Linked DNA regions of Homo sapiens: region 2 is linked to region 1. Evidence: read pairs that join two places in POLR2A ChIA-PET (ENCODE). Cell type or tissue: Panc1. All regions are shown on one strand. Each heading gives the region's core, and the rest is flanking DNA. Links, peaks and the distances in the headings are about the cores only. Region 1 has its middle 110 kb from the start of LINC02084. Region 2 overlaps SLC4A7 (solute carrier family 4 member 7).

The links. ChIA-PET counts read pairs that join two places held together with the same protein. Peaks named below come from ENCODE experiments on the same cell type or tissue, not always from the same donor. Only the 100,000 strongest peaks of a DNase experiment are listed, where the experiment ranks them.
Region 2: POLR2A ChIA-PET joins it to region 1 with 6 read pairs; 2 of 35 experiments call an interaction of 5 or more read pairs at or near these places.

Annotation. Positions count from the first base shown.
Region 1 is chr3:27,594,960-27,611,583 of GRCh38, reverse strand. No RefSeq gene overlaps it. Among named protein-coding and RNA genes, the nearest start is that of LINC02084, 110 kb to the left of the region's middle. In Panc1, for the core only: no CTCF peak of the experiment used is centred there; no DNase peak of the experiment used is centred there; H3K27ac peaks cover 333 bases.
Region 2 is chr3:27,408,861-27,412,860 of GRCh38, reverse strand. It overlaps SLC4A7 (solute carrier family 4 member 7), which reads left to right. Exons shown (of 26, transcript NM_001321103.2): 12 at 1,113-1,219; 13 at 3,331-3,505. Among named protein-coding and RNA genes, the nearest start is that of NEK10, 41 kb to the right of the region's middle. In Panc1, for the core only: no CTCF peak of the experiment used is centred there; no DNase peak of the experiment used is centred there.

The DNA of each region.
Region 1 (16,624 bases), core at 7,020-11,019:
TTGTAAAATGAGTAAACAAAAAGACACTTACTGCAATTTAGGATACAGATAAGCTTGTTTCCTTGCAACTGAGTCTCATTTCGTTTTGATTCAGAACCCTAATGTTGCTTGGGTTTTCTCTATAGCTTTAAGATTGTGAATGAAGAAAAATAATAAAGTGCTGCTTTATCCCTCTGGAAGTGCCATGACTTCTCTGGTATGTGAACATCTGTATGTTCTCTCCTTAGAGCGGGAACCTTGGTCATGTGATGGCGTTTCCTCCAAATATAACATCCATCTGTCCGGATCTGGATTTTTCATTATCAAATAGATTCTGCAGCTTTCTGCAGTAGCTTCTTCTGCCTTCACTGCAAGGCTGCGATAAGCCACAGTCCTCACTCGCTCACACTATGCAATTATAAAGATTTGGGGGAAGACAGTCAAAAAGAAAATCAGTCTTGAAGTGGTAGCAAGAGTGATTTCCATAAACTGTAAAAAGATTTCCTGACCAAGAAGGTAGCCTGAGAACACAGGCTCAAAGACATGTGGTCTTAGTCCCAAGGCCTATGCAAAGCACACAGCACAGGAAATAAAGGGTTTTTTTTTTTCTAAGACAGTCATATGTTAGATGCCAACAAAGCTATGATGGAATCTGATGCCTTTTGGGTACGTAGTTGATGTGAAACAGAACCCATTTGGGGGTTTACTTGGTAGGATTTGGGAACCTACCCAAAATGTGTAGACAGAATTGATAGGGCCTGGTCAAAGCAGGAGGCTCAGCCTAGAGAAGCGGATATGACTAGGTCCTAAGTTCCTCAAGATATGAAGACTTCAGGGATTTAAATTATGTATCAAATTTTGTACATTTTCCTGGAACAAGAATCCATCCCTAGAAAGTAAAAATTTAACTGTAGTTGACCAAGGAGTTAGACTCTCTAAGTAGGCAAAGAGAGAAAAAAAGAAAGCAGGGGCTGGTCCTATGGAGGTAAAAATGTGACAGTGAGGGACATTGTGGAGGGCCAGGAAGTTAAAATTCACAGCCATTCTATCTAATGTATCAGGGCCTTCCAGGAGAGGTGAGTGGGTCAAATGTAAAGAGTGAGGGTCTAGTGGCTGTGTTTATCTCATCCCTCTGGCGTACCCCACTGTGATCTCACAGACTTCTGAAGGGCAGAGACTTTATGATGTGGCACGATCAGATATCCTCTGACTCTTGAATATTTAATGATGGGATGCCTTCCAGTTGCTCACTTCCTTTGTTACTTATAGTCCCCATGATCTCAATAGGATGGAGATGCTATGGCTTTATTCCAGAAACTGTCCTACAGCAGGCCTCAGATAAAAACTAAAGGAGGGAGAGTGGTAAACACATTGACGATGGAGGTGTAAATGGTAGCTATTTTCACAATCTGATGTGAGAAGGTTCAAGAGCATCATTGTCCATTGATTTGCTGTAGACAATTTCAGATACCACACCATTACCAGGATCACTGAATGGTGTTACAGCTTCACTTCCACTACATGGGAAATACATCAGTCACCAATACTTCAGTGTGAATCAGTATTCCCTGTTTTCCTCAACTGAGACTATGTTGAGAAGGCATGCTTTTAAATAAGAGTGAGGAGGCCTGTAATCCCAGCTACTTAGGAGGCTGAGGCAGGAGAATCACGTGAACCAGGAGGTGGAGGTTGCAGTGAGCCAAGATGGCACCATTGCGTTCCAGCCTGGGCAACAAGAGCGAAACTTTGTCTCAAAAAAAAAAAAAAAGATCTAATGTTAATGGACTGAGTGGGGAAACCCAGCAAGGCCTGTCTGTCTAGATTCTTCTTGGCCTCTCTGAGCATGGATTCCTTCTTTCTGGGTATGGGGCGGGATCCTCTCTGGAATGGGGGTATTATGACCTACAATTTCTTTATGGCCAGATTTTACACAGAAAGGCAGGGGAGGTGGGAAAGAAGTTCGAGTAATATTTTTAGGTTTTATGTCTGGCTTTGGGGAAAAGGGGTTCTGGTTTCTATGACTGTCCTTGGGGAAGAGGGACTCCAGTTTCTACGGGTAGCCATTGGGGAGATTGAGGGGCCAGAGACAGGAGGGTGGGAGAAAGAGAGAGAGAGAGAGAGAGAGCTGCCTCTGAGGCCTTCATTTTGAGGTATTGTTTTTTTGTGGGTCTACACAACCATAAAATGGACCTGACAAAGGGCCTAATGGAAATAAACTGAGACCTTGATGCTACTGTAAACCAGCACTGAAACCTGAATCACCTTTGCTTAAGTGAGTCTTGATATCACCTGCATTGTTTAAGGCACTTTAATCTCAAACCCAATAATGTCTGTGGTCTAATGCAGGAAATAATATAGAAACCAAGATTACATTCCGTTCTTAGGGCTGGTCCTGGGCCAGTCTAAATCCAGTTAAATTTGCTTCTAGGGTCATTCAAAGCATCCCTCGCCTTGCTGCTGGCTTTCTATTGAATCCGTCTTCATTTACCCACTGTTTCACTCCTTCTATTCTGCTCTCATCTTTTAAATGTTTTTATCCTTCTCCTCATTCTTATTTATTTTTAATTTTATTTATATTATATATATATATATAGTGTGATAGAATTTTGCTGTTTCGCCCACGCTGGAGAGAAGTGGCTCAATCTCGGCTCACTGCAAACTTTGCCTCCCGGGGTTCAAGTGATTCTCGTGCCTTAGCCTCCCAAGTAGCTGGGCTGGGATTACAGGCATGCACCACCATGCCCAGCTAATTTTTGTATTTTTAGTAAACACGGGGTTTCGCCGTGTTGGCCAGGCTGGTCTTGAACTCCTGACCTCAGGTGATCCACCCGCCTTGGCCTCCCAAAGTGCTGGGATTACAGGCGTGAGCCATGCGCCCAGCCCAGCATTAGATCTTATCCATTTTGTCCAGTCATATTTCTACATGGCTGTGCATACTTTTTTTAACCTAAGCACAAAAATGGACAGTCTCCCCTGTACCTTTGGGTCTTCATTCTGAAGGCTCCCATGTCACATAAAATTTTTATTAAATGAATTTGTATGATTTTTCTCCTATTAATCTGCCTCTTGTCCGTGATTTTCTGCAAAGGTTCAGAAGGCAAAGGGGAAGCTTTTCCTTGGTCTCTGGTTGCCACCAATCCTTCATACTTCCTGACTTCCATATTCAGGGAGAGAGAAGAAATAAGCCAGGCACAGTGGCTCACGCCTGTAATCCCAGCATTCTGGGAGGCTGAGGTGGGTGGATCACGAGGTCAGGAGTTCGAGACCAGCTTGGCCAATATGGTGAAACCCCATCTCTACTAAAAATACAAAAAAAAAAAAATAGCTGGGCATGGTGGTGCGCACCTGTAATCCCAGCTACTCAGGAGGCTGAGGCAGGAGAATCACTTGAACTCAGGAGGCATAAGTTGCAGTGAGTCGAGATCGCACCATTGCACTCCAGCCTGGGCGACAGAGCAGGACTCCATCTCAAAAAAAAAAAAAAGTCCTAAATGAAACACAAATATTTAGGCCAGGAGCAGTGGCTCACGCCTGTAATCCCAGCACTTTGGGAGGCCAAGGTGGGCAGATCACGAGGTCAGGAGTTCCAGACCAGCCTGGCCAACATACTGAAACCTGTCTCTACTAAAAATACAAAAACTTAGCCTGGCGTGGTAGCAGGCATCTGTAATCCCAGCAACTTGGGAGGCTGAGGCAGGAGAATCACTTGAACCCGGGAGGTGGAGGCTGCAGCGAGCCAAGATCATACCACTGTACTCCAGGCGGGCAACAGTGTGAGACTCTGTCTCAAAAAAATAAATAAATAACAAAATAACAAAACAAACATGGAAATTTATTCCCCAAAAGCTCCCAGAAAATTAAATTCTCATGTGTCATTGTTCATAATTTGGTCACATGCCAGTTCCTGAATAATTTCCTGCAGTGGGGAAATGCCAAGTGTTGATTAACCCAAACCAACAACCAATCTCTTTAGCAAAGGGGTTGAGACAGGATTAAACAAACATGGCCCACCCATGGAGCTGGAGGTGGAGTCAATTTTCTGCATGCCAAAGCACATAGCTGCTACCCAGTGGGAGAGAGTCAACAAATGTCCATTTTACTACTCTTTTACTAGTTTTAGTTTTTGACAAATATTGAGAGTAAAGAAAAAGGAACTACAATATTTAGTGCCGCTTATGTTTTACATATGCTAACCCATTCAAGCCTTACAACTTACAACATCTTTTGAGGTATTATGATTTCCATTTTACTGATAAGAAAACTGAGACATCAGTTAACTTACCTATACACAGCTAGTAAAAGGTAGAGCTAAAGCACACACCTAGGTCTGCCCACATTCAAATAGTCTTACCAACTGTTGTCTGATAGATGATTACTAATCTATTGTCTGAGGAATACACTGTTATTTATGAAAAGCAGAACTCAATTCATTTTAGCAAGCATTTATTGAATATCCACTCTGTATATGGAGCACTCTGCTAGGCCTTGCATTTCCCTAGGTAAGGTACATCCAGAAGTGTACAGAAATTTCCAGTCTGCAAAATGAAATAATAATTAGATAGTGAAAAGCAAACAAATATCAGGCAGAGAAAAAGTGTGATTGGGGAAATTGGTGAATGTGAGATATGGAGTGTGCGTGCTCCATCTATAGACCTCTAGAATTCATGCTACCCATGCCTAGATTTTGTTCACAGGTCCCAGGGTACAAACTTCAGCTTAACAGGAAGTTGAGCATGGTTCCACATCAGATATGTGCTTTCATGGAAAATAAGTACAGTTCCAAGTGCCTCAGTCAGGGTAACCAATATTTGACGTGTGTATTGCTATTCAACCATCCTCTCCACACACACACATACCTTACCCACCATGTCAGACATTACTAATCAATTGCTGCATTTTTTAGCTCTGAATCTGAATATGCTCTCATAATTCTTGTGCTTTATCTCATAATTCTTGTGACCCCTATATCGTCAGCATTTAAAATTGTTCAAAGAGGCCAGGCACGGTGGCTCACATCTGTAATCTCAGCACTTTGGGAGGCTGAGTTGGGAGGATCCCTTGAGCCCAGGAGTTCAAGACCAGCCTGGGCAACATGGCAAAAATCTGTCTCTACAAATTAGCCAGGCATGGTGGTGCACGCCTGTGGTCCCAACTACTCCAGAGGTTGAGGTGGGAGTGTAGCTGCCCAATGGGTTCTCCTTGCCCGCTGCCTAGACAGAGCTGATTTATGGAGAGAGAGGAATTGCAATACAGAAAGAGTTTAATTCACACAGAGCTGGTTGTACAGGAAACTGGAGTTTTTATTACTCAAATCAGTCTCCTCGAGAATTCGGGGATCGGAGTTTTTTGGGGTTTTTTGTTTGTTTGTTTGTTTGTTTGTTTGTTTGTTTGTTTTGAGACAGTCTCTCTCTGTCGCCCAGTCTGGAGTGCAGTGGCGCAATTTCGGCTCACTGCAACCTCCTCCTCCCGGGTTCAAGCGATTCTCCTGCTTCAGCCTCCTTAGTAGCTGGAGCTACAGGCATATGCCACCACGCCCGGCTAATTTTTGTATTTTTAGTAGAGAGGCGGTTTCACCATATTGGTAAGGCTGATCTGCTTGCCTCGGCCTCCCAAAGTGCTGGGATTACAGGTGTGAGCCACTGCTCCTGGCTGCGATCGGAGTTTTGTGGGGGTCTTTTGGTTTTTTTGTTGAGACAGAGTTTTGCTCGTGTTGCCCAGGCTGGAGTGCAATGGCGCAATTTCTGCTCACTGCAACCTCTGCCTTCCAGGTTCAAGCGATTCTCCTGCCTCAGCCTCCCAAGTAGCTGGGGTTACAGGCATGCACCACTACGCCCGGCTAATTTTGTATTTTTAGTAGAGACAGGGTTTCACCATGTTGTCCAAGTTGGCTTCGAACCCCTGATCTCAGGTGATCCACCCACCTCAGCCTTCCAAAGTGCTGGGATTACAGGCGTGAGCCACCACGCCTGGCTGGGATCGGGGTTTTTAAGGATAATTTGGTGGGTAGGGGGCCAGTGAGTCAGGAGTGTTGATTGGTTGGCTTGGAGATGAAATCAAAGGGGATCGAGCTGTCCTCTGTCAGTTTCTGGGTGGAGACCACAGGACTGGTTGGCAGGTCCAGGTGGGGCCATCCAGTTGTCAGAAATACAAAAGCCTGAAAATATATCTCAAAAGGCCAATCTTAGGCTCTGCAGTAGTGATGTTATCTTCAAGGGTGATTAAGGAAGTTGCAAATCTTATGACCTCTGGAATAATGGCCGGTAATTATTTAGAATTCAAACCCCTGTCATCCTAACTTGGAGGCCTTTCATTATTTTTACAAGAACAGTTTAGTTTTGGGGAAGGGCCTATTATTTAAATTATAAACTAAATTTCTTCCAAAGTTAGCTCAGCCCATGCCCAGAAATGAGCACAGCCAACCTGCGAGCTAGAGACAAGATGGAGTCAGCCATGTCAGATTTCTCTCACTGTCATAATTTCATCAGTTATAATTTTTGCAAGGGTGTTTTCAGGAGGATCACTTGAGTCTGGTAGGTTGAGGCTGTAGTGAACTGTGATCACGCCTGGGTGACAGAGTGATACCCTGTCTAAAAAACAAACAAACAAACAAAAATGTGCAATGTACATCAAAGGCATTCAGTAAATACTTGTCAAATAAATAGTAATAGTGCATTTATGTATCTATTTGTGTAGAATGTGCCTGACACAATTCTAAACATTGTATTATATCTTTACTATTTTATTCCTCATAATCTCTAGGATGTAGATGGTATTATCTCTCTTTTATATATGAGTAAACTAAGGAAGAAAGAGCTTTAACAGCTTGCCCAAGGTCATCTGGCTGGTAGGAGTGGAATCAAAATTTGAACTTGAGTTGTCCAGAGCCATGTATATAATCTTACACCCCATTATATTGTTTTTACCACAAACAGATGAATTCTTCACAACATGAAGCCCCTAATGACTCTGCCAATCAACCATGCCCAATAAACTTGTTTAGGTGATGAACAGTTAAAATTTTAGAATTTATTTTGAGGTGACTTCCATTTAATGGGACCCATTCTATGTGGCTTAAATATGAAAAAATTATGATTGCTTAAGTTTTATCTCAGTGAGAATGGGTTATTGAAACCACTTTTTCTCACATTATAATTCTTGAGGATAGCACTTGAAAATTACTTCATTCATTAAAGCATTTTCTTGTTTTTGAGGCAAGGTGCTAATATGAGAATTTGTGCTCAATAAAACAACCTGACACTACTTCTGTTTCAGTGCTAATGAAGGAAGGAAGAGGTAGAAATGATATAAGACAAGAGGAATTTTTTTTTTCTTTTTATTGAGATGGAGTCTCACCCGTCGTCCAGGCTGGAGTGCAGTGATGCGATCTTGGCTCACTGCAACCTCTGCCTCCCAGGTTCAAACAATTTGACAAGAGGAATTAAAAAAAAAAAAAACATTTATTTCGTCTGTTTTGGAACAGGACATTCCATGGCCCATTGAAGCAGCTTACTCTTGGTGGACCAGAGATCAAGTAATTAGTGTAAACGAGAAGACATCAGAATAAATTACAAACAGGTAAGAATAAACTGCCAACTAGAATGAGATTTGAGTCTACTTTGTTATTTTTTTTTTTTTTTTTTTTTTTTTGAGGTGGAGTCTCTCTCTGTCACCCAGGCTGGAGTGCGGTGGCACGATCTCAGCTCACTGCAACCTCCGTCTCCCAGGTTCAAGCAATTTTCTGCCTCAGCCTCCAGAGTAGCTGGGATTACAGGTGTGTGCCACCACACCCAGCTAATTTTTGTATTTTTAGTAGAGACGGGGCTTTACCATCTTGGCCAGGCTGGTCTTGAACTCCTGGCCTCATGATCCACCAGCCTCAGCCTCCCAAAGTGGTGGGATTACAGGCATAAGCCACCACATCTGGCCCCTACTTTGTTATTTCAAACTATTTCTACCTATAGTGACCCATCCTATAGCTAAATTTGGAAAGACTGACAATATCAACTGTCCGAAAGGATATGGAGCAACTGGAACCTTCTTATGTTGCTGGTAGAAATCGAAATGGTCCAACCACTTGGGAAAACTGTTTAGAATTTTCTTAGAAATAAAGGCTACACTTATCCTATGACCCAAAATTCTACTTCTAAATATTACCCAAGAGAAGCCAGGCACCAGTGGCTCATACCTGCAATCCTAGCACTTTGGGAGGCCACAGCAGGAGGATTCCTTGAGTTCAGGAGTTTAAGACCAGCCTGGGCAAATAATGAGACCCTGTCTCTACAAAAAATACAAAAATTAGCTGGATGTGGTGGCATGTGCCTGTCATCCCAACTACTTGGGAGGCCAGGGCAGGAGGATTGCTTGAGACCAGGAGTTTGAGGCTGCAGTGAGCCATGATCATGGAATTGCACTCCACCCTGGGCAACATAGCAAGACCCTGCTGTCTCATGCATCTGTGTGAAGAGACCACCAAACAGGCTTTGTGTGAGCAACAAGGCTGTTTATTTTACCTGGGTGCAGGTGGGCTGAGTCCAAAAAGAGAGTCAGCAAAGGGTGGTGGGATTATCATTAGTTCTTACCAGTTTTGGAATAGGCAGTGGAGTTAGGAGCAATATTTTGCAGGCAGGGGGTGGATCTCACAAAGTACATTCTCAAGGGTGGGGAGAATTACAAAAAACCTTCTTAAGGGTGGGGGAGATTATATAGAACCTTCTTAAGGGTGGGGGAGATTACAAAGTCCATTGATCAGTTAGAGTGAGGCAGAAACAAATCACAATGGTGGAATGTCATCAGTTAAGGCTATTTTCACTTCTTTTGTGGATCTTCAGTTGCTTCAGGCCATCTGGATGTATACATGCAGGTCACAGGGGATATGATGGCTTAGCTTGGGCTCAGAGGCCTGGCATTCCTGTCTTCTTATATTAATAAGAAAAATAAAATGAAATAGTGGTAAAGTGTTGGGGTGGTGAAAATTTTGGGGGGTGGTATGGAGAGATAATGGGCGATATTTCTCAGGGTTGCTTCAAGCGGGATTAGGGGCGGCATGGGAACCTAGAGTGGGAGAGATTAAGCTAAAGGGAGATTTTGGGGTAAGGGGTGATATTGTGGGGTTGTTAGAAGAAACATTTGTCATATAGAATGATTGGTGATGGCCTGGATACCGTTTAGGATGAATTGAGAAACTAAATGGAAGACATAAGGTCTGAATAAGAGAAGGAGAAAAACATGTATTAAAGGACTAAGAACTGGGAGGACCCAGGACATCCAACTACAGAGTGCCCAAGGGGGTTCAGCGTAATTACTTGCTTGGTTGGTGAGTTTTTGGGCTCTATCCTTGACAGAGTCCTTTTTGTTAAGTTGGAGGCTGAGCTTGGTGAGGTGTGTTTTTAAAAGATCATTAGTCCGTTCTACCTTTCCTGAAGACTGATGACAGTAAGGGGTATGAAGGTTTCACTGAACACCAAGAGCCTGAGAAATTGCTTGGGTGATTTGACTAGTAAAGGCCGGTCCATTATTGGACTGTACAGAGGTGGGAAGGCCAAACTGAGGAATTATGTCTGACAGAAGGGAAGAAATAACCACAGTGGCCTTCTCAGACCCTGCGGGAAAGGCCTCTACCCATCCAGTGAAAGTGTCTACCCAGACCAAGAGGTATTTTCGTTTCTTGACTCGAGGCATGGGAGTAGAGTCAACTTGCCAGTCCTGGGCAGGGGCAAATCCCCAAGCTTGATGTGTAGGAAAGGGAGGGGGCCTGAACAATCCCTGAGGGGTAGTAGAATAGCAGATGGAACACTTGAGAAGTGATTTCCTTGAGGATAGATTTCCACAATGGAAAGGAAATGAGAGTTTTAAGAGGTGGGCTAGTGGCTTGTAACCTACATGGAAGAGGTTATGAAATGATGACAGAATAGAATGGGCCTGTGAGGCTGGAAGGAGATATTTTCCTTGGTCTAAGATCCATTTGCCTTTTGTGGGAAGAGATTGATAGGTGGCAGTTTCAGTGGGGGAGTAGGTGGGAGTGACCGATGAGCAGGAGAAAAACCGGACGTGAGGGACAGAAGTTGGAATGCTAGCTGCTTCCTTAGCTACCTTACCAGCATAAGCATTGCCCTGAGCTATGGAATCTGATGCCTTTTGGTGGCCATTGCACTATATGACTCAAGCTTCCTTTGGAAGTAAAGCAGCCTTGAGAAGAGTTTTTATTAAAGAGGCATTAATGATGGAGGACACTTGCATAGTGAGGAAACCTCTTTCAGCCCATATAACAGCATGTTGGTGCAGGATATGGAAGGCATATTTAGAGCCAGTATAAATATTAACGTATAATTCCTTTGCAAGAGTGAGGGCTCAAGTGAAGGCAATGAGTTAGGCTTGCTAAGAGGTAGTGAAGTGGGGCAGAGTAGTAGCCTCAATGATAGATGTAGAAGATACTATAGCATAGCCTGCCTTTGCTGGTGAGTGGCGATTAGGCCTGGTGGAACTGCCATCAATAAAGCAAGTGTGATCAGGGTGAGGAACAGTAAAGAAGGAAATATGGGGAAATGGAGTGAATGTCAGGTGGATCAGAGAGATAGTCATGGGAGTCAGATATGGCATCAAGAATAATGTGGGGGCTAGCCTAAAACAGTAAGGTCAAGTTGTTTGGACAAAAAGGCTACAGGGTGCGGTCCTGGCTCCTGTGTAAGAATTTTGACCGCACAGCCCTGTACTTTGGCTGTATGTAATGAAAAGGGTTGGGATGAATTAGGGAGAGCTAGTGTGGGAGCAGCTTCTAGGGCTGTTTTTAAGGAACAGAAAGAGGAGTGGTGAAAGGATTTAGGATCTATGGAGTCAGCTAGGTTTGCTTTTGTGAGTTTACATAATGGTTTAGTCAGGATGGTAAAACTAGGTATCCAAAGGCGGAAGTACCTAACCATGCATAGGAAGGAAAGGAGTTGTTGTTTTGTAGAAGGGGTTGGGGTTTGGGAGATTAGCAGGACACAGTCAGCAGGGAGAGCATGTGTGTTTTCATGAAGAATTATGCCGAGATAGGTAATGGATGAGGAAGAAATTTGGGCTTGACTGAAGTCATGGGAGCTGTCCATGAAGCCTTGCGGCAGTACAGCCCAGGTAAGCTGCTGGGACTGATGGGTGTCAGGGTCAGTCCAGGTAAAAGAAAGAGAGGCTGGGACAAGGGGTGTAGGGGAATAGTGAAAAAAGCATCTTTAAGATCAGGAACGGAATAGTGAGTTGTGGAGGAAGGTATTGAGGACAAAAGAGTGTATGGGTGGGGCACCACTGGGTGGATAGGCAAAACAATTTGGTTGATAAGAAGAGAAAGAAGAAAGATTTGGGATGAGTCACACTGGGAGCAGAGACTAGGGAGGGACCAATGTGTAAAAAATGCTTGGACATCAGGCACCTCAGACCATTTGCCCATTTTTCGACAAAAATTATCTAGGTCTCATAGGATGGAGAAATCAAAAGTGCCATTTTCTGGCCATTTAGAACCATTGTCGAGTTTGTATTGGGGCCAAGCAGTGTTGCAGAAAAAAATAAGACACTTAGATTTTAGGTCAGGCGAGAGTTGAAGAGGTTTTAAGTTCTTGAGAACACAGGCTAAGGGAGAAGGAGGAGGAATGGAGGGTGGAAGGTTGCCCACAGTGAAGGAGGCAAGTTTAAAGAGAAGGGTAGAGACACGGAGAAGGGGGGTGGGGAGAAGCCCTGGGCTGCAACGTGGGTGAGCAGCCAAAGCAGGCATCCAGCAATTGACTTGCCACCAAGGGAATGTGGGTGAATGACCAAGGCAGGCGTCCCTGTGGTGGTCAGACACCAATGGAATGTGGGTGAAAGGCAGGCGTCCCCGCAATGATTAAACACCAAGGGAAGGCTGTCTTCCCGAGTCCGTGAGGGGCACTGGAGTTTTGGGTCCACGGATAAAATGTGTCTCCTTTGTCTCTACTAGAGAGGAAAAAGAACTGGAATTGGAAGGATAGGGGGATTGAAGGGAGCGAGAGAGGCTGGAGAAGAGAGTGAAAAGACCGCTTACCCGATTGGAAACTGGTGAAATGTTCCTTGGGCTGGTTGGTCTGAGGACCTGAGGTTGTAGGTGGATCTCCTCACGGAATGAGGGCGAGGACAGGGGACTGGTCTCCCGAAGGAGTCCCTCTGACCTGGGTCTTCAGCACCAAATGTCTCAAGCGTCCGTGTGAAGAGACCACCAAACAGGATTTGTGTGAACAGCAAGGCTGTTTATTTCACCCGGGTGCAGGCGGGCTGAGTCCGAAAAAGGAGTCAGCAAAGGGTGGTGGATTATCATTAGCTCTTATAGGTTTTGGGATAGGCGGTGGAGTTAAGAGCAATGTTTTGCGGGCAGAGGGTGGATCTCACAAAGTACATTCTCAAGGGTGGGGAGAATTACAAAGAACCTTCTTAAGGGTGCGGGAGATTTCAAAGTACATTGATCAGTTAGGGTGAGGCAGAAACAAATCACAATGGTGGAATGCCATCAGTTAAGGCTATTTTCACTTCTTTTGTGGATCTTCACTTACTTCAGGCCATCTGGATGTGTAGGTGCAGATCACAGGGGATATGATGGCTTAGCTTGGGCTCAGAGGCCTGACACCTGCCTCGAAAAATAAATAAATGTTACCCAAGAAAAATGAAAACATGTCCACAGAAACACCTGTATAAGCATGTTCATAATAACCAAGAAACAACCCAAATTTCCATTAAGTGAATATATAAACAAACTATAACACATTTATACAACTGAATAATACAACTGAGCAATAAAAACAAATTAGTGATATACAAAACAGTGTGATGAATGTCAATAATATTATGCTGAGCAGAAAAGACAGACACTGGCCAGGCATGGTGGCTCACGCCTGTAATCCCAGCACTCTGGGAGGCTGAGGCTGGTGGATCACGAGATCAGGAGTTCAAAACCAGCCTGACCAACATGTTGAAACCAAGTATCTACTAAAATTACAAAACTTAGCCAGGCATGGTGGTGTGCATCTGTAATCCCAGCTACTCAGTAGGCTGAGGCAGGAGAATGACTTGAACCTGGAAGGTGGAGGTTGCAGTGAGCCAAGATCATGCCACTGCACTCCAGCCTGGGCAATAGAGCGAGACTCTGTCTCAAAAAAAAAGGCAGGCACAAAAATGTACACCCTGGTTGATACCGTTTATATGAAGTCCAAGAATAAGTAAAGACACCAAAAGTGGTTGTCCATGGAAGGCAAGCAGCTAACTGGAAAAAAGCATGGGAAAACTTGCTGGGCACAGAAGATGTTCTCCCTCATGATACTGGGCATTGGATATTGGTTACGTGAATGTATATATTTGTTTTTTTGTTTTTGTTTTCTGCTTTTTATGTTTTTTTTGTTTTGTTTTGTTTTGTCTTGTATTTGATGGAGTCTTGCTCTGTCACCCAAGCTGGAATGCAGTGGCGCAATCTTGGCTCACTGCATTCTCCACCTCCCGGGTTCCAGTGATTCTCCTGCTTCAGCCTCCCGTGAGTAGATGGGATTACAGGCATGCACCATCATGCTCGGCTAATTTTTGTATTTTTAGTAGAGACAAGGTTTCAGCATGTTGGCCAGGCTGGTCTCCAACTCCTGACCTCAGGTGATCTGCCCGCCTTGGCCTCCCAAAGTGCTGGGATTACAGGTGTGAGCCACTGTGCCCAACCACGTGTATATATTTGTCAAAACTCATCAAACTGCAAGCTTAAGATTTATGCATTTTACTGTATGTAATTTATACTTCCATGGAAAATAAGAATATAAAAAATAAAGTGACTTATTATGGCTATAAAAGTAATCTTTTGACCGTACTCAACTTGATCTTATCTCCTTAATATGGCCTACTTTGAAATTAATTTATCATGTGGACTGATCAGAGAGTGTCATGTAGAAAAGTACACTTGATAAAACCATGCACAAAGGTCCATAGTTCATCTCTTTCTTATTGAATAATTCTACTCATTTTTTAAATCCTAAATATGTTTTCTATGTTAGTAATGAGAATAGCAATGAATTTAGGCATGTCTGTTGAATTCAGGTGATACCTAGTCAATTAGCATTTTGAGTCACTAAAGGTGTTATTGTTCACTTTGGGGTTAAAATTTTCTAGAAGGTTTTGTTTTTTGTCAAGGAAGCAGAATATTTTCTTTTGAGAGTAATTAGCAATAAACCTGTAAGTCACATTAATTTTCATGTTGTAAATATGATTTCTTTTCTCTCTTGCCCTGTTTGTTCTCAAATTTTTTATTTAGTTAAAAATGGAAATGAAAAAAAGTTTCTGTATTTACTTCAAATCCAGTCTTTCCAGGGCCTCAGAGACTGATCCTTTGGTTGTTTGATGTAACCATGCTGGCTCTATGATGACTGACCTGGTATTTTCCAGCTAAAATTACCCACCATGCAGCCAGCAGGGTCAGTCATTAAGACACATGAATCACTAGGTTGTCTGACCCATGGTCTGGATTTCTTGTCGTTATGAAGATGAAGCCTGAGATCACTGGAGACTAGTTCCTTAACAAGAAAGACACCAAACTTCTCCTTAATTCAGCCTTGCATCAAGTCACCCACATGGAATGGGAAAATTTGTGAAGATATAGAGCTCAGCTTTTCCTGTGTGTGTCCCCACAGAAGGAATAGGTCTAAGGCCAGGCTTTGGAACCCTTGCCAGCTGGGCTGCATTAGCAATTCTGCTCTTCTTCATTTGTTGACCCTTCTAACTAACTATAAGCAATATTAGATTTCCTATTCAAGTATTGCAAATGCCTTGGTGTTTAGCAGGATATCAGATTCATTGCATACTTCTGTGGGAAATATTACTGCTTCACTCTATCAACAATCAGGCCAGAGTGGGCAGCCCAAAGAGTTATGGTTCATGTTTTTGGCTTTTGGCAAACCCCTTCTCATTTTCTTTTTGATTCACTGTCTGCTTAACTTCTTTTGCTTTTATGCATGACTTGCCTTGGGTGAGTAATTTTATTTACAGTCTGGAGAAAAGGAGTTTTAGATATAGGTCACCAGAAGCAGACCCAGAGACCAAGATTCATGCTAAAGTACTTTATTAGAAAACGTTTCTGAGAAGAAACAATAAGAAAAAAGGAAGTTGGATGGGAGCCAAAGGAACCGTTTTGTGGTTGATACTGCCCTCTTGATTCAAGAGGGAGGTCGACCTCCCAGGCTCAAGCACAAAGAGGCAAGCACAGTATCAAGTACAAAGCCACCATGGGACTGCCTCAAACCTGCTGGGTAGCTCTGGAAAAGGTAGTTGTTTCAAACAGAGGTGAAGTTGATGTATTTATACTCTTGTGTCTATAAATCAATGGTTAAAGGCCATCTCACAAATGTGTAAATATGCCCAGAATCTCCTGAGTTTTGGGGGGTTTTCTTGTTTGCTTATTTTTGTTTTGTTGTGTTGGGGGGGATGAGTTTTTTGTTTGTTTCTTTGTTTTCTTTTTTTGAGATCGAGTCTCACTCTGTCGCCCAGGATGTAGTGCAGTGGTGTGATCTTGGCTCACTGCAGCCTCAACCTCCCTGGCTCAAGCAATCCTCCCACCTCAGCCTCCCTAGTAGCTAGGACTACAGGCACATACCACCATACCTGGCTAATTTTTGCACTTTTTGTAGAGATGGGGGTCTCACCTTTTTGCCCAGGCTAGTCTCAAACTCCCAAGCTCAAGTGATCCTCCCACCTCGGCTTCTGAAAGTGCTGGGATTATAGGCATGAGCCACCACTTCTGGCCCCCAGAATCTTCTGGCCCTTCATACACACAGGCCAAAGTAGCTTCGGTAACCTGACGACAATCATCTGATAAAGACACTCAGGTTTGGACTGTTGTGAGTGAAATCACCTGGGAGCCAGTGTGCATAAAATATGTGGTGTGCACCAAAAGGAACTCAAGAGGCTATTGTCAGAGGCTATTGTCAGAGGCTATTGTCAGAGGCTATTGTCAGAGGCGTTTGAACCAGAGCAACTCCATCTTGACTAGGGGGTAGGTAAAATAAGGCTGAGACCTACTGGGCTACATTCCCAGGAGGGTAGGCATTCTTAGTTAAAGGATGAGATAGGAGGTCAGCGCAAGGTACAGGTCACAAAGACCTTAGTCATAAAACAGCATGTGGTAAAGAAGCCAGCCAAAACCCACCAAAACCAACATGATGACAAAAGTGACTTCTGGATGTCCTCACTGTTTATTACATGCTAATCATAATGCATTAGCATGCCAAAAGACACTCCCACTAGCACCATGACAGTTTATGGATGTCATGGCAATGTCAAGAAATTACCCTACATAGTCTAAAAAGGCGAGGAGCCCTCAGTTGGGAATTGCCCACCCCTTTCCCAGAAAACTCATGAATAATCTATCCCTTGTTTAGCATGTAATCAAGAAATAACTAGGCCGGGCACGGTGGCTCACACCTTTAATACTAGCACTTTGGGAAGCCAAGGCAGGCTGGTTGCTTGAGCTCAGGAGTTTGAGACCAGCCTGAGCAACACAGTGAAACCCTGTCTCTACTAAAATACAAAAGAAATTAGCTGGGCGTGGTGGCACGCACCTGTAATCCCAGCTACTTGGGAGGCTGAGGCAGGAGAATTGCTTGAACCCAGGAGGCGGAGGTTGCAGTGAGCCAAGATCAAG
Region 2 (4,000 bases), core at 1-4,000, 190 kb after region 1:
AATTGCTTAATTTTCTTGAATGTGCTTTGGCTGGGTCTCATGGGTTTTATTAGGTTGGCACAAAAGTAATTGTGGCTTTGGCCATTATTTTTAATCAATTCAATTAAATGATTAAATCAGTTAAATGATTAATTAAATTAAAAATAATAGCCAAAACCACAATTACTTTTATAATTTGTAGTTTTTAAAATTATTTTTGTTTCCTAGGAGTCTAAAATTTTATCCCTTTCCTCTTTAAGATGTAAGTTTGAAAATTGAAATTTTGTAAGTGAGATTTTGACGTTTTCAAATGGCAGTCTTATATTTGTAGATGAGCCTTGCTACTCTCTAAATATGGAGCATGTAAACCAGGTAGCTTAAGTCTTTTATTCACCTAGAGCCTTTGACCCAGTAAACCTCCTGGGATGTCAGATCTCTGTCTCCCTTTCCCTTTACCTCTCTGTTTCCTTTTCTTCCATCTTTCCTACCATCTTTCCTCTTGTATGTGCACATGCTCACACATATTTTTAGCCCCAGCATCTCTTGATGTAACAAGTTAAAAGTTCATTTCTTTGTCTTTAACAGAGGGGGAGAAATCCTGTATCATGTGAATAGTACTCTTGAATTTGTAATAAAATGTAATGGGAAGTGGATTTTTGTGGGAACATGTTTATCAAACAGCTCTTATTTTTTAAGGGAAATACTTTAGTAGAAGAAAAATGACATTTGCTTTTCTCTTAATGTAAAGCGTAATTTTCAATAGTTAATAGGAGCAGTATTTTTAAAGTTTTGGTGGGAGAGATGCTTTTTTGGAGGTTACTTACGTTTGTAGCTATTGGTGAATAGGAATTTGAAATGGTATGTATGAATATATTTTATAGTATATTGATAATTAGAACATAAGATGCAAAAAGCTAATTGCAAATTTAAAATATTAATAGAAACTGACATTAGCTTCTATTTTTAAAGAGCAATCTATTTCAGAAGAGAGTTTATTTTAGGAACCATTCTTTTCTAGGAGAACTGATTAGATACATAATCAATATAAAATCTGATATTCACTCTAATTGAAGATGCCATCTCAAGTTTTCTTAAAATAGAATTCTGAAAATAATGTTTTTTGTGAAATTCAGGAAAAGAGAAAGATTCCTGTGTTTCACAATGGATCTACCCCCACACTGGGTGAGACTCCTAAAGAGGCCGCTCATCATGCTGGGCCTGAGCTACAGAGGACTGGACGGTGGGTGCAAATACTGATATTTTGAAGGGTTTGGGGGATGATTTGATGAAAACATAAATATTATATTTTTTCCAAGTGTTTGGAACCTAATCTTGTACAGTATTTTTTCATATGTATAAAAATGTGCATTATTATATATAAGGAAAATTTATATGTATAAATATATAAGAATTTATAAATAATTTTAATAGTATGTATCAAGCTTTAAAAGGAAAATAATGGACTGTATATTCAGAATATTGCAGTTATATAGTGTGTAGGTTAATTTCCATTGCTTATACAGAAGGTTCTTGAAGAAGGTGTAGAGTCTTATTATAATTCTTCATATTGAGTTAGAGAATTATGGGAACAGAGAGTAATTACAACTAATAATTTCTTTGTATATGTGCACAGATTTAAAACTCTTAAATGAGCATTATATCATGAGGTAATCTTCCATGGACAAGCATGATTAAACCATTGTATTGCTCTCTGGAAACCTAGCTAGAAAAATTGTTTAAGAAGTTAATTTTTGTAACAAAAAATAGAAATATTGGCAGATGCAAACATTGCCTTAATATTTTGTAGAAGTAGATAAATGTTATAGTATTTTCATAATGTGGAAAAGCATGTGGCTATTGATTCTTTATTGTCCACTGGTGGTCAGTATGGAATTAAATAATCTTAAATATTAAATCTTTGTGTAAAAAAAACAGGGAATCTTATACAGATACAATCTTAGGGATTTTGATGACATCCTTAAAGGGTACTATATCATAAAAATAAGTAACTGGCATACTGAATATAGACTTTAGAGAAACTGAAATTCACAATTAATTCATTGACTAATGAAGTGTTTTTGTCTCTGTGAATACAATAGAGAAAAGATTTTGACCCTGTGTGAACAGTACTGTTGTATTATTAGCTATTATCGCTTCTTCATACTGGGATAGGGTTAGTCATTGAGAAGCACTGTGTCAGGCCTCCACTGATCTCAGTCACCTGAGAGCATCTGTATGCCCTCTATTAAGTAATTATCAATTTGATGATATACTGTAGATTCATATTTTAGATTATTGATGGCACCTTTTTTATTGCAAGCTGATTTCCCTTGCTGTCAGATTATGAACAGAGTACTACTTGTCAATTTGTGTTTAGGATTTCAGTATCAACTTAAAAAAATTACAACGGTAAAGCTTGAAATATCCATTTGAAAGCTTAATGTTAGTTTTTTTGGTCAATTTTCTTGCAGTTGGGATTTGAATGATTTTCTGTTTTTTGAGTATTAAAACGAATTACTGATTTAGTCACCAGTGTTTGTTGAGTGCCTACTATTTCCCAGGTAGTGTTCTAGACACTGTAGATAACGCAGTGAACAAGAAAAAGTCTCCCCTCATGGAGCTTATATTTTATTGGAATGTCTTCAAGTTAGATGTATCCAAAAGACTAATTGTTAAAAATGTTGAAATGGTACAGCTTTGATGTACAAACAGATTTTTAATCTACTAATTGAAACCTGTTAGTTTTATTAATGTACATATTAGTTTGTCTACATACACAGTAAATTAAATATACTGAAATAGTTTTTAGGGATTTCTTTCCCCCTTTTATACGATTGAAGTACTAGTTTTGAAAGTTTTTAAAGTTACTGAATTCATACCACTTGTGCATCTAAGCACAACATACTACATTTATATTAAAGTGTATTTGGATAATAATTGCCTTCCTTGTATTTGTGATTGTTGCCTTTAAGATTTTAATATAGACAATTAATAGAATTGCTTATGCACATTTTCATAAATGGGTTGTTGGGTTTTGTTTATTTTGTTATACCTTGCCTTGCACATTTGTGTCCAAAATTACATTTACTCATATAAAATCATTTGCCTGCAGTCTTTTCATTATATAGTCCGTAAAATACAGATATTTGTCTCTTAATGAAATATAACATTCCTCTATCATTAGATTAGATTAAATGAGTGTATCTTCTGTAATTTATAAGTTAAATTGGATTTAACATTTTGTTGACAAAACACCTAGGCACCAGCAGTTTTGTGTAGCCCATAGTTTTAGTTTGAAGTAGCTAGAATCCTCTAGTGTACAGTTTGACGAGTTTCATCTCACCTATTTAGGCTTTTTGGTGGTTTGATACTTGACATCAAAAGGAAAGCACCTTTTTTCTTGAGTGACTTCAAGGATGCATTAAGCCTGCAGTGCCTGGCCTCGATTCTTTTCCTATACTGTGCCTGTATGTCTCCTGTAATCACTTTTGGAGGGCTGCTTGGAGAAGCTACAGAAGGCAGAATAGTGAGTACAAAGATTGGTAGTGGCCAGGCTTTTAGCTCTTCAGAGGCAAGTGTCTGTATGCATTTGTCTCACTATTCATACTTTTATTTGAAGAGTCTACCCACAGCATGATTAACGTGACCCAAAGCAGACTTTCCCCAAAGGTAATTGCTGTGGAAAACATGGGGAAGCCATTTGAACAGAAGATGCACAGTTGAGGTAAAAAAAAATTAAAAAAAAGTTTACTTTGGCTTGCTGGATGAATGGTTTTATAAATTGAGTAAAAGGCTTGGATTGTCTTTTGAGGTGGGGTGGACTGGGAGAAGACAACAGTTGAACTGATTCTGGGTGGGTCATGGGGGTTTTTATCAGTGGGGCTACTTCATATCCTGTAAGGTATCATAGGATTAGTTAGAGCCACAGGATGAATATTAACTCCTCAGTCCTGGCTGGTAAGCCTATACTCGACTGGAAGAATAGAACATAATTATGGAAACTGTGGCTTTTTGAAGTGGC